Regions from separate parts of the Homo sapiens genome. Here region 2 is linked to region 1. A link is a contact called in ENCODE Hi-C or POLR2A ChIA-PET data. All regions are on one chromosome and are shown on one strand. Each heading gives the region's core, a stretch centred on a gene start or an enhancer-like site at or near the end of the contact. The rest is flanking DNA. Distances are from core to core; before and after follow the strand shown. Region 1 has its middle 29 kb from the start of UBE2G1. Region 2 holds the start of SPNS3 (SPNS lysolipid transporter 3, sphingosine-1-phosphate (putative)).

Region 1 (6,903 bases), core at 2,042-4,541:
TGCACTCTAGCCTGGATGACAAGAGTAAAACTCCATCTCAAAAACAAAAACAAAAAAGTTTCCAATTCATGAATTTTGGGGAACACACTCAGACCATAGCAAATATACTACAATTTATTTATCAATTATCCTATTTCCAGTTTAGAGCTATTAAACAAAACTGCTGCAAACAGGCTGGGCACAGTGGCTCACGCCTGTAGTCCCAGCACTTTGGGAGGCCGAATTGGGTGGATCACTTGTGGTCAGGAGTTCGAGACAGGCCTGACCAACATGGTGAAACCCTGTCTCTACTAAAAATAAAAAAAAAATTAGCCGAGCATGGTGATGCACGTCTGTAATCCCAGCTACTCGGGAGGGCTGAGGCAGGAGAATCACTTGAACCCGGGAGGTGGAGGTTGCAGTAAGCTGAGATTGCACCATTGCACTCCAGCCTGGGCAATAAGAGCAAAAACTATGTCACAAAAACAAACAAACAAACAAAAAACTCTGGTCTTTGCACAGCCAGCTTTGCGTGAATTACTCTTTCTCCGTTGCAATTCCCCTGTCTTGATGAATCGGCTGTCTAGGCAGCGGGCAAGGTGATCCCCTTGGGCAGTTATACAACCAGCTTTCCATTTTGCAAACAGTCTAATGATCTTTACTTAGATTTTAAAAATCCTGTTTGACAATGATTATCTAATATATTTTTTTCATATCAAATGTTTCTATCCAGTGGGAATCTCTGAACTGGATTTTTCCAACATTATCTCCCTTTGCAGCAAATTTGAAATAAAAAATTTTAATCTGTGGTCATATAAGTACATCTTCTCACGTCCTCTCTTCCCACCACCTCTGACACATACCTACACTTTGATGATTATTATTATTATTTTATTTATTTATTTTGAGATGGAGTGTCTGCTCTTGTTGCCCAGGCTGGAGTGCAGTGATGCAATCTTGGCTCACTGCAACCTTCACCTCTCCGGTTCAAGCGATTTTCCTGCCTCAGCCTCCCGAGTAGCTGGGATTACAGGCACCAGCCACCATACCCAGCTAATTTTTGTATTTTAGTAGAGATGGGGTTTCACCATGTGGGCCAGGCTGGTCTTGAACTCCTGACCTCAAGTGATCCACCCGCCTCAGCCTCCCAAAGTGCTGGGATTACAGGCGTGAGCCACCTGCCCATCCAGAACTACAATTTTAGAGAGAGCCACTCACAAGAGAAAATTGGGCAAGGAAAAAAAACTAAAATTTTCAATGAAGAAACTAGAGGGTAGGGGTGGGGAGGCATATCCACAGCCTCATCTTTTTTTTAAATATTTCTGAAAGATCCCCCAAGGTTCCTTTAACAGTTTCCTGGCACTCCTTAAACCCTGATGGCCTAAGGCCGGGTGTGGTGGCTCATGCCTGTAAGCACACCTTGGGAGGCCGAGGTGGCAGATGACCTGAGGTCAGAAGTTCGAGACCATCCTGACCAATATGGTGAAACCCCGTCTCTACTAAAAATAAAAAATTAGCTGGGTGTGGTGGCAGGTGTCTGTAATCCCAGCTACTCAAGAGGCTGAGGCAGGAGAATCGCTTGAACCCGGGAGGTGGAGGTTGCAGTGAGGTGAGATCGTGCCACTGCACTCCAGCCTGGGAGACAGAGTGAAACCCTGTCTCAAAAAAAAAAAAAAAAAGAAAGAAAAAGAAAAAGGAAGAAAAGAAAAGAAAAATGGCTGGGCACGGTGGCTCACGCCTGTAATCCCAGCACTTTGGGAGGCCGAGGCGGGCGGATCACAAGATCAGGAGTTCGAGACCATCCTGGCTAACACGGTGAAACCCCATCTCTACTAAAAACACACACACACAAAAAAAATTAGCCGGGCATGGTGGCACGCACCTGTAGTCCCAGCTACTCAGGAGGCTGAGGCAAGAGAATCGCTTGAACCCGGGAAGTGGAGGTTGCAGTGAGCCAAGATCACGCCATTGCACTCCAGCCTGGGCAACAGAGCGAGACTCTGTCTCAAAAAACAAAAACAAAACCTGGTGGCCTAAAGGGCACCCCACCTCCTCCCGCCCCCTGCCCCACATGGCACGTAAAAAGGGGAAGAAAAACTCAAAAGCCCAAGTAGTCAGCAGTCTCTGCCAATGGCAGATCAAAACAGCAGTAAAAGATCTGCAACCAAACGAGATTTGATTTACATAAGTCTCATTTTGATCATATTTTCTCCAGCGTCTTACCCCACCCTGGACTCCCCCGGCAGGTGTCCCAAGCCCCTCCCCTCCAGTTTACTCCTAACCCATCTTGAGGGCCTGGGCTCCCAGTTCCCTCCCTCAAAGGATCCGTCGTCTTTCAGACCCTCCCTGAGAGCAGAGACTGGTTTACACCGCCTGGAATCCAGTCCAGCAGGTGGTGTCAGGAACTGTAACCGATGGCATGTTCGCCAACACTGGGGTCCTGCAGGCAGAGCTGGAACTGGCCACTGGGACCCAAGCCCTCTGTGCGCTGCCCAGACCCACGCTCAGAGCCTGTGACTTCAGGACCCTCATCTAGAAGCTCCTGGAAGTTGGCCCAGAAGGATCTGCCCAGCACCCACCCACCCACCCCAGCCATGTCCAGTGGGAGCACAGGAAACGTCCCAGGGTCTGCAGAGGGATCCTACAGACCATTCTCTCTCCCATCTGCCTTCTTTTTTTGTTTGTTTGTTTTGTTTTGTTTTTTGAGACGGAGTCTCGCTCTTGTTGCCCAGGCTGGAGTGCAGTGGCGCGATCTCAGCTCACTGCAACCTCCGCCTCCCGGATTGCAGCGATTCTCCTGCCTCAGCTCCCGAGTAGCTGAGATTACAGGCATGTGCCACCACACCCGGCTAATTTTTTGTACTTTTAGTAGAGATGGGGTTTCACCATGTTGGCCAGGCTGAGCTCCTAACCTCAGGTGATCCACTTGCCTCGGCCTCCCAAAGTGCTGGGATTACAGGCGTGAACCACCGCCCCGGCCTCCTTGTGCCTTCTTTGTCATTGTAATTAACTGCTGGGGATACCTTTTGTTAACGGTAGAAAGTTATGCAAATGACCGAAACTGGTATTGTTATTACTAAGAGGCGCTGGGTTTCAAAATCACTTTGAATATTCTAGCACCGAATCTTGTCTGTCCTGTGCCTGGGGGCCTGCACACACTGTCTTTTTCCTCCTTTGTGAACGGCAGGGTTGAGGCCTTCCTGTTCGAGAAGTGGGTGGTTTGCCAAGCTACCTGGGGTGTACATAGAACTTGAACTTTGGAGTCAGACTGGCAAAGGCTGGCTGCTTCCCCTGCGCCTTGGTTACCGTTTGTCCTTACACAAGTCACTTGGCTTCTTGGAGTCTCAGTTTTGTCATCTGTGGAAGAGGAGTGAACACCCTCCTTAGAGACAGCTGCCACGGTGACCATCTGCGAGCTGATGGAGGTAGAGTTCCTGGTGCCCTTTAGGGTGGCAGTTGTGTCGGTACTCCCGAGGACCAGGACCAGGTGGCCGTGGCTGTCTGGAACTGCTACGGAAGAACGGGCAAGGCTGCCAGATTTCGCAAATAAAAATACATGCACACGGTTAAATTTGAATTTCAAATAAGCAGCTAAATTTTGTTGTATAATTATATCCCATGCAGTATTTGGAATATACTTATACTGAAAAATTAGTCGGGCGTGATGGCTCACGCCTGTAATCCCAGCACTTTGGGAGCCCAAGGCGGGCAGATCACCTGAGGCCAGGAGTTCGAGACCAGCCTGGCAAACATGGCAAAATCCTATCTCTACTAAAAATACCAAAATTGACCGGTGTGGTGCTGCACATCTGTACTGCCACCTACTTGGGAGGCTGAGGAACGAGAATTGCTTGAACCCGGGAGGCAGAGGTTGCAGTGAGCCTCAATCGTGCCACTGCACTCCAGCCTGGGCAACAGAGCGAGACTCTGTTTCTAATAACAATAATAATAATAATAATTCCTTATCTGAAATTAAATTTAACTAAGTGTCCTTTTTCTCTTTCTTTCTTTTTTTCTTTTTGAGACAGGGTTTTACCCTGTCACCCAGGCTAGAGTGCAGTGGTGTAATCATGGTTCACTGCAGCCTCGACCTCCTGGGGTCAGGTGATCCTCCCACCTCAGCCTCCCAAGTAGGTAGGACTACAGGTGCAAGCCACCATTCCCAGCTACTTGTTGCTTTTTTAAAAATTTTTGGTACAGATGGGGTTTCGCCGTGTTGTCCAGGCTGGTAACTGAGTGTTACTGTATTTTATCTGGCTATCCTAAGAAAAGAGGTTAAAGTGCTTAGAATGGGGGTTCTTGCTGCCCCTGAGAGATATCTTCATTTGGGATTGGCAACTGTGGGAGAGAGAGGGCAAGAGCCACTGGAATAAACATGGGCCAGGGAGGCTGAGGCAGGAGAATCCTTTGAACCTGAGAGGCGGAGGTTACAGTGAGCTGAGATTGCGCTACTGCACTCCAGCCTGGGTGTCAGTGTGAGACTCTGTCTCAAAGAAAGAAAGAAAGAAAGAAAGAGAAAGAGAGAGAGAGAGAGACAGAGAGAGAGAAAGAAAGAAAAAAGGAAGGAAGGAAGGAAGGCAGGAAGGAAGGAAGGAAGGAAGGAAGGAAGGAAGGAAGGAAGGAAGGAAGGAAGGAAAGAAGGAAGGAAGGAAGGAAGATGGGCCAAAGGAGGAGAAGGATCTAGAATACCAAGGCCTGGAGAGGGCAATGACCTCCTGGCCTGGTTCACTACCTGCTGATCTCAAGCCAGCAGCAAACACACTCTGGAAGCCTGGATGGGGGCTAGGCTTAGCTGGACCCAGCTCTCCAGCCTCCAGCCTACATACTACCCCCTCCATCAGTCAGGAGCCCGCTCCCCAACCCATCCATCCCTGAGCCAAGAGACAGCATGGAAGGAGCTACACCAAGGTGGGAAACCTGGAGCAAAGCTAGCTCTGTGTTAATTAGCCTCCAAGGAACCAGATTACAGGAAGCCAGGAGCAGGACACACCCCAGAGGTAGTTTAACTTGCTGTGGCCAGACTGGCCACATTCACATCCTGGGTTGGACATGTGACTACCCCATTCCTTTAGCCTCTGGGAGGACATTCATCTAACAAACATTTCTTCATGTCCTTTGTCCATCCCACAAACAACCTCCAACTCACCCACCATCCAACTCTCCCTGCTCCCGGGGGTCACCTGTCTGCTTCTCTCCCTCGGTTCTATCTCACCCCATTGTCCCCAGTGGGGCCACCTCTGAGGATCTCTGGGTCCATCCGGCTGCTCGGCTCACTCATTTTCACTCTCCCCACCTGCTGCAGCCTCCTCCCCACTCCCCATCGGTTCCAGCTCAGTTCCAATAAAAGCAGGTCTCATCTTGCCATTCCCCTGCTGCAAATCTGCCCGTTTTGCATTGGAGGGTAAGTCCCAGCCCTCAGGGAGAGAAAAGCAGGACAAACCAGGATGTCTGAGTAAAACATGCCTCTTCCAGTCTCCCCAGATAAATGTTACTCATCCCAGGTGAGGGGCTGCAGGAGACAGCTCCTGGGAGGGCCGAGGGTCCCGGCTGCCAAGCCATCTTATCTGCAAGGTGGGGAGTAGAGACACAGTGCCTCAGCCTGGGGCCAGGGCCGAAGCCCACTCCACTTACAGACGGGCCTCTGGGTTTCTATTGCAGAGGCTCAATCTTTTTTTTGGAGTTGGGGGACAGCGTTTCACTCTTGTTGCCCAGGCTAAAGTGCAGTGACTTGATCTCAGCTCACTGCAACCTTCACCTCCCCAGTTCAAGCGATTCTCCTGCCTCAGCCTCCTGAGTAGCTGGGATTATAGGCGTGTACCATCACGGCTGGCTAATTTTGTATTTTTAGTAGAGATGGGGTTTCACCGTGTTGGTCAGGCTGGTTTCAAACCCCTGAAGTCAGGTGATGCACCTGCCTCGGCCTTCCAAAGTGCTGGGATTACAGGTGTGAGCCACTGCACCTGGCCAATCTTATTCATAATATGAAAAATGTATATTAAGGGGGAGGGGGATGTTTTATTTATTATTATTATTATTATTATTTGAGACAGAGTTTTGCCTTTGTTGCCCAGGCTGGAGTGCAATGCAATGGTGCGATCTTGGCTCACCGCAGCCTCCACCTCCCAGGTTCTTCAAGCGATTCTCCTGCCTCAGCCTCCCGAGTAGCTGGTATAGGAATGCGCCACCATGCCTGGCTAATTTTGTATTTTTAGTAGAGACAGGGTTTCTCCATATCGGTCAGACTGGTCTCAAATTCCGGACCTCAGGTGATCTGCCCGCCTTGGCCTCCCAAAGTGCTAGGATTACAGGTGTCAGCCACTGTGCCCGGCCTCTTATTTATTTATTTATTTATTTATTTATTTTGAGACGGAGTCTTGCTCTGTAGCCCAGCCTGGAGTGCAGTGGCATGATCTCAGCTCACTGCAACCTCCGCCTCCCGGGTTCAAGCAATTTTTGCCTCAGCCTCCCAGTAGCTGGGATTACAGGCGCCCACCACCATGCCCGGCTAATTTTTGTATTTTTAGCAGAGATGGGGTTTCACCATCTTGGCCAGGCTGGTCTTGAAGTCCTGACCTCATGATCCACCCTCCTAATTTTTGTATTTTTAGTAGAGATGGGGTTTCACCAACTTGCCCAGGCTCGTCTTGAACTCCTGACCTCAGGTGATCCGCCCGCCTCAGCCTCCTGAAGTTCTGGGATTACAGGGGTGAGCCACTGCTCCCACCTGGGGGATGTTTTAAAAATGTACATTAAAACTATGAGAAAGAACATTCCACTTATCAGATTGGCAAAACAAACAAAACAAAATCACTCAAGTGGGTGAAGGTGTCTGTTCTTTGCTTTTTGTTTGTTTGTTTGTTTGCTTGAGACAGGTCTCCTTCTGTCACCCAGGCTGGAGTGCAGTGGCACGATCATGGCTCACTG
Region 2 (6,903 bases), core at 3,243-5,742, 38 kb before region 1:
ACTTTCATCAGTCAGGAGGTGACTGACAGCCAGGCCCTGAGCTGTACACTCGCAGTTGTCATCCTAAAAGAGGGGGACTGTCATTGCCCCCATTCTACAGATGAGGAAACAGAGGCTTTAGCGGCCCAAGGTTGCCCGTCTGAAGCTGGGGGAGCTGGGGCTCAAATCTCAGCCAGAGGCAGCCTGTCCACACACCCAGAACCACAGAAGGGGAGCAGAAGCCCCCAAGTGGGTCCCCGCAGAAACACCCACACCAAGAAAGCCCTGCGTGCACACCTCTAAGAGCTGCCCCATGCACATGAAGATCAAGGGATCAGAGGAGCAAAGCAAAAAATCCTTGCTCAGGGAGGGACGTGGTGGCTCACGCCTGTAATCCCAGCACTTTGGGAGGCCGAGGCCGGCAGATCTTGAGGTCAGGAGATCAAGACCATCGTGGCTAACACAGTGAAATCCCATCTCTATTTAAAAATACAAAAAATTAGCCAGATGTTGTGGCACAGGCCTGTAGTCCCAGCTACTCAGGAGGCTGAGGCAGGAGAATCGCTTGAACCTGGGAGGCGGAGGTTGCAGTGAGCTGAGATCATGCCACTGCACTCCAGCCTGGGCGACAGAGTGAGACTCCGTCTCCAAAAAAAAAAAAAAAGAAATCTTTGTTTAGACATTTAATTTGTCCCCAATTGCCACTGCAACCTGGCATACAAACTGTTATGTCTTTTTCCCCTTTTAATATTTTGTTTTTTATTTTTATTTTATTTATTTATTTTTGAGACTGAATCTCACTATTTCATCCAGGCTGAAGTGCAGTGACACGATCTCAGCTCACTGCAACCTCTGCCTCCTGGGTTCAGGCAATTTTCCTGCCTCGGCCTCCCAAGTAGCTGGGATTACAGGTGCCCGCCATCACGCCTGGCTAATTTTTGTATTTTTAGTAGAGACGGGGTTTCACCATTTTGGCCAGTCTGGTCTCGAACTCCTGATCTCAGGTGATCCACCTGCCTCGGCCTCTCAAAGTCCCCCTTTTATTATTTTAAATACACAAAGAAGACAGTCATTGGAAAGAAAAAAAGGAGACAACACAGGTAAGCAAAATAAATAGCTAAACGAAAATGCTCCAAATTGTGCCCATCTTCCATTTTCAGGAATGAGGACTCATCCCCTTGTTTTCTCTCCTCCTGGGCTCCTCTCAGCCCCATGGTACTCTAGAGGTGATCCAGAGCCAAGCGTGCACCCACCCTTGCTTTCATCTGTAGCCTACCACCCTGGCCCCATAAGAGCTGTTTCCTGCAAGAACATTTTAGCTGTTTACCCCCACCAGTTCCCAGATGCTCAGCACGGTTTCACTTCTCCAGGTCTCTATCCCCACAGTAACCACAGCCCCCTTTCTTGCACATACAGAGGAAGTGCTGATGGAGAAGGGACCTGGACAGGCAAGACTCAGGGTCTTAGGGCCCAGCCAGGGACCTCCAGGGCTAGCGGCAGAGATAGCGGGTCCCCAGGCTCGTGGGTTCAGAGAGCTCCACACTGGTGATTCCTGGCTCCCATCCACCTCTTGCCCCTTCTCGCCTTTGCGTGCCCTTGGCCCACACTCCAACTCAGGCCTCCTCAGCTTTGGCCTGATCCACTACAGCAGCCTCTGAACTGACTCCCTGGCTCATTTTGCCTCCATCAGGGCCTCAAATCCAATTATATGGCTCCCCATTGCCCAAGGCAGAAAGTCCAAGCTCCCAGTCTGGCACCCAAGAAGCTCTGTTCTCACCCCATACACCCCTTTGGGGTTTTTTGTTTCATGTGTTTTGTTTTGCTTTGTTTTGGCTTTTTGTCTTTAGGGGTTTAGATAAGATCTTGCTCTGTCACTCAGGCTAGAGGGCTCACCGCAGCCTCAAGCAATCCTCCCGCTTCAGCCTCAAGCAATCCTCCTGCTTCAGCCTCAAGCAATCCTCCTGCTTCAGCCTCCCGAGAGGCTGAAGACATCACTGTCCCTGGCTAATTTTTTAAATTTTTTGTAGAGACAAGGTTTTTCTATGTTACCCAGGCTGGTCTCGAACTCCTGACCTCATGTGAGGAGAAGCTCCTGACCTCTGAGCTCCTCAAAGACGATGACCAGGTCTGGGGATGGCTCTGCAGCCCCTAGAGTTTCATGATTCCATAGCCACTCTCTGGCATGCTGAGCTGGTAACTGACAGATCGATGCCCAGGTCTCAGAGATGCCTGGCAGCTGCAGGCACCCTCCTGAGCTCCCAGCCCGGCCTGTGCCTCCCCCTTGTCTGGCCGCACCTCTCCGCCTCGCAGGACTGCCATCAACCAGCCTCTATCTCTGCCCCATGAGATGGTCATTCCTGAGTTCAGGAACTCCAAGTCCGATTTCCTCCCTGGGTCCACAGCAGCCAGCAGGGGGTCCTGCCCACAGTTAGTGCTCAGCCGGTCTTGAATGAATGAATGACAAGAAGAGAAGAGCAAGTGGAGCCTCAATCAGCTGTTGTTATTGTTGTTGTCTTTGTTTGAGACGGAGTCTCGCTCTGTCGCCCAGGCTGGAGTGCAGTGGCACGATCTCAGCTCACCGCAACCTCCGCCTCCCGGGTTCAAGCGACTGTCCTGCCTCAGCCTCCCGAGTAGCTGGGATTACAGGCGTGAGCCACCACGCCTGGCCCCTGATCAGTCTTGAATGAATGAATGAGTGAGTGAGTTAGTGAATGAGTGACAGAAGACAGAGCAGGTTGAGCCCTGAAGCCTGCAAGAAGGAAGGCAGGACGTGTGAGGTTTGCGAGCAGCCTGTTGTCCTAGAAACACAGCCAGCAGGAGCTATTCTTGTCTGGCCCAGGCTACCCTGTCCTCCACCTAGAACCTGGGGGCCTCTGCCTGGAAGTCCTGCCTGCTGTCCTCACCCACCCACCCCTCATTATGTCTCTGGCCCCACCCCCACTGTGCCCTCCCTTAATTTTTAAAAAATATTTATTTATTTATTTATTTTTTATTTTTTATTTTTTTTTTTTTGAGACAGAGCCTTGCTCTGTCGCCCAGACTGGAGTGCAATGGTGGGATCTTGGCTCAATGGTGGGATCTCGGCTCACTGCAACATCCACCTCCCAGGTTCAAGCAATTCTCTGCCTCAGCCTCCCCAGTAGCTGAGATTACAGGTGCCCGCTACCATGCTCGGCTAATTTTTGTAGTTTTAGTAGAGACGGGGTTTCACCATGTTGCCCAGGCTGGTCACAAAGTCCTCACTTCAAGTGATCCGCCCACCTTGGCCTCCCACAGTGCTGGGATTACAGGCCTGAGCCACCGCACCCAGCCCTAAAATATTTTTAATTTTTTAAATAGAGACAGAGTTTCGGCTGGGCGCAGGGGCTCATGCCTATAATCCCAACACTTTGGGAGGCCGAGGCAGGCGGATCACCTGAGGTCTGGAGTTCGAGACAGCCTGGCATACACGGCAAAACCCCGTCTCTACTAAAAATACAAAAACTAGCCTGGCATGGTGGTATGCGCCTGTAGTCCCAGCTACTCGGGAGGCTGAGATAGGAATCGCTTGAACCTGGGAGGCAGAAGTTGCAGTGAGCCGAGATCGCGCCACTGCACTCCAGCCTGGGCAACAGATTGAGACTCTGTCTCAAGAAAAAAAAAAAAGGCCGGGCACGGTGGCTCATGCCTGTAATCCCAGCACTTTGGGAGGCCGAGGCGGGTGGATCACCTGAGGTCAGGAGTTCGAGACCAGCCTGACTAGCATGGTAAAACCCCGTCCCTACTCCTCCTCTACTCAAAATACAAAAATTAGCCGGATGTGGTGGTGCACGCCTGTAATCCCAGCTACTCGGGAGGCTGAGGCAGGAGAATCACTTGAACCTGGGAGACAGAGGTTGCAGTGAGCTGAGATTGCGCCACTACACTCCAGCCTGGGCGACAGAGCGAGACTCTGTCTCAAAAAAAAAAATAAATAAATAGAGACAGAGTCTCACTATGTTGTCCAGGTTGGTCTCAAACTCCTGGGCTCAAGCAATCTTCCTGCCTCAGCCTCCCAAAGTGCTGGAATTACAAGCGGGAGCCACCATGCCCAGCCTGTGTCCCTTCTTAGTTGAGGCTGGATTGGGAACATCAGTTGGTCCTCCCCGATTCGAGCACAGCTGAAAACCACCTCTAGAGGTGAGAACACCAGAGATGGGCCCAGGAGCAGAAAGATGGGTGATGGCTGGAAGGCCACCATGGATCTGCAGCCCCTGGCTGGTGGGCACAGCAGCAGGTACTGCCCAGGGTAGCCATCCCCTCCTCACCTGCAATGATGAACCAGTTCATGTAATTCAGGAGGTTGATGTAGCAGAGGACGGCGGCAGCCACGTAGGCCCTCCACGGGGGCAGGCTCCAGGAGGTGGGCGTGATGGGAGGGGGACACTGCCTGCCTGGCCCTGGGGACTGGCCCTGCAGACCTCCTGGCCCAGGCTCAGGGCACTCCGCTGACATCCCCCCAGCCATGCCAGCCTGCAGCTCTTGGCCTGAGACTGGCGCCAGGATGAAGCAACATTAGCTCAGCACGAAGTCACTTCCTGTGGGGTCCCAGGCTCCAAACCTCAAAGCACCTGCCCTAACTGTTGGGCGTCTTATCGCAGGTTCCTCCTGACCCCACGGCAGCTTCACCAGTGCGATTTCCCCATCGTCAGCCTCTGAGACCTGCTACGGAGGACAAGGGCTCCTGGCACCCCCACCCTGGGGACTGGACAACTCTGTGGTCCCCTTGATCTAGCCTGCAGCTTCAGTGGCTGCAGTGAGGAAGGGAAGCTTCCAGGGCAGGAAATGAGATGAGCCTCCCAGAGTGCTGCTTGCTGTGAGATGGTCTAGCTGCCCGTACGGGACTGTGAACCAATGCCTTGAAGCCGGGGCAAATGAGGAAGGCTGGGCATTGGCCAGGACAGCAGCATTGCACTCGACTGCCAGGCAGGATGAGCACCTACCCAGGATCTAAGGTCCTTCCCGGAAAAACAAAGGTAGCAGAGGGGGCTGCCTACAAGAAGACAGCCTGTGTGCAAAACTCATCAGTGGGGGCTAAATCTGGGGGGAAGACTTCAGTGAGGGGGGAGGGTGTCAGCACGGTCACGAAGCATCTCTTGATAGATTGCTTATTAGTAACAAAAGGAAAAAGAGTAACTATACAGTAGAGGAATCAGACATCTTGACCAAGGGGTTAAAATAAATCACCTGTGAGAGGCAGGAGGGTGTCGTGTGCCTCCAGATGTGAAGGTCTTCGCAGGTCACAGCATCATCTATGTGGCATTCCAGCCAGGAAGGCACAACCGGAATCTCATCATGAGAAGACATCAGCCAGACGCGGTGGCTCGCACCTGTAATCCTAACACTGGGAGGCCAAGACAGGAGGATCATCCAAGCCCAGAAGTTTGTGACCAGCCTGGGCAACATGGTGAAACCCCATTGCTACAAAAATACCAAAAAAATAAAAAATTTTAAAAAAAAATAGCCGGGTGTAGTGGTGTGCGTCCACAGTCCCAGCTACTTGGGAGGCTGAGGTAGGAAGGATCGCCTTAGCCTGGGAAGTCGAGGCTGCAGTGAGCCATGTTCGTGCCACTGCACTCCAGGCTGGGTGACAAAGCAAGACCCCAACTCAAAAAAAAAAATTTTTTTTTTAATTTTTAAAATGAAAAAACATCAGACAAGCCCAAATTGAGAAACACTATTTCTTTAAAGGGACTGTATATTGAAAAATGTCAGAGTCATGAAAGACTAAGAAAGACTGAGGGAGCTAGGCGTGGTGGCTCACGCTTGTTATCCCAGCACTTTGGGAGGCCGAGGCAGGTGGATCACCTGAGGTCGGGAGTTCAAGATCAGCCTGACCAATGTGGAGAAACCCCGTCTCTACTAAAAATACAAAACTAACTAGGCATGGTGGCAGGTGCCTGTAATCTCAGCTACTCGGGAGGCTGAGGCAGGAGAATTGCTTGAACCCGGGAGGCACAGGTTGTGGTGAGCCAAGATCACGCCATTACACTCCAGCCTGGGCAACAAGAGCAAAACTCTGTCTCGAAAAAAAAAAAATATTCTGAGGGACTGTTTTGGATTAAAAGCAACAAAGAGACAAGATAGGCCAGGCGCGGTGGCTCATGCCTGTAATCCCAGCACTTTGGGAGGCCCAGGCGGGCGGATCACGAGGTCAGGAGTTCGAGACCAGTCTGGCCAACATAGTGAAACCCTGTCTCTACTAAAAATACACAAAAAAGTAGCTGGGTGTGGTGGTGTGCACCTGTAGTCCCAGCTACTCAGGAGGCTGAGGCAGGAGAATCATGTGAACCCGGGAGGCAGAGGTTGCAGTGAGCCAAGATCGTGCCACTGCACTCTAGCCTGGGTGACAGAACAAGACTCCGTCTCAAAAAAAAAAAAAAAAAAAAGAGAGACAAGACAATAAGACAATTAAGAGCAGTACAGGATCCCAACCTCGCTCCTGTACTGGATCAACTGATAAAACTGGATCAGGAAGAAATAGCATATCAGCATCTGTGAACTATGGTTATGTAAGTAAATAAGTAAATATCCTTATCTGAAGTATCTAGAGGTACAGGGCCATGATTTATGCCACTCATTCTCAAACGGTTCAGGAAAAAATATTAGATATGTATAGTAAGAAAACAAATGGGGCAAATATTAATAATAGATGAATCTGGGTAAAGATTATAAGAGTTTCTTTACGCTATATGATAAACTTTCTATAAGTTATAAATTATATCTAAACAAAAAGTTAAAGCATAAAATGACAAACCAATTTAAAAATGGGTGAAGAGCCGGGCATAGTGGCATGGACCTGTAGTCCCAGCTACTCTGGAGGCTGAGGTGGAAGGATCACTTAAGCCTGGGAGGTTGAGGCCACAGTGAGCTATAATCATGCCACTGTACTCCAGCTTGGGCAAC

What was found. A loop is a pair of places that touch in the nucleus more often than their neighbours do. ChIA-PET counts read pairs that join two places held with the same protein, here RNA polymerase II (POLR2A). Pooled maps may share reads with other maps.
Region 2: a loop to region 1 is called in a pooled map of posterior vena cava, with 18 times the contacts of the local background. The contact joins the promoter of SPNS3 here to the enhancer-like site in region 1. A Hi-C loop is called at or near these places in 1 of 168 maps with a recorded cell type or tissue (left colon) and 2 of 50 pooled maps. POLR2A ChIA-PET finds 5 or more read pairs at or near these places in 3 of 52 experiments (HEK293, IMR-90 and OCI-LY7).

The regions. Positions count from the first base shown.
Region 1 is chr17:4,392,504-4,399,406 of GRCh38, reverse strand. No RefSeq gene overlaps it. Among named protein-coding and RNA genes, the nearest start is that of UBE2G1, 29 kb to the right of the region's middle. RefSeq lists enhancers at 2,173-2,942, 3,280-3,359, 2,943-3,713 and a silencer at 5,733-5,782. Within about 2 kb of position 3,291, at least 6 of the 41 ENCODE cell types and tissues checked have a DNase peak (open chromatin) inside an H3K27ac peak, as active enhancers do; they include OCI-LY7, where a contact is called at or near this core.
Region 2 is chr17:4,431,529-4,438,431 of GRCh38, reverse strand. It overlaps SPNS3 (SPNS lysolipid transporter 3, sphingosine-1-phosphate (putative)), which reads right to left and starts at 4,492. Exons shown (of 12, transcript NM_182538.5): 1 at 4,266-4,492. The coding sequence starts at 4,464. RefSeq lists an enhancer at 3,776-4,430.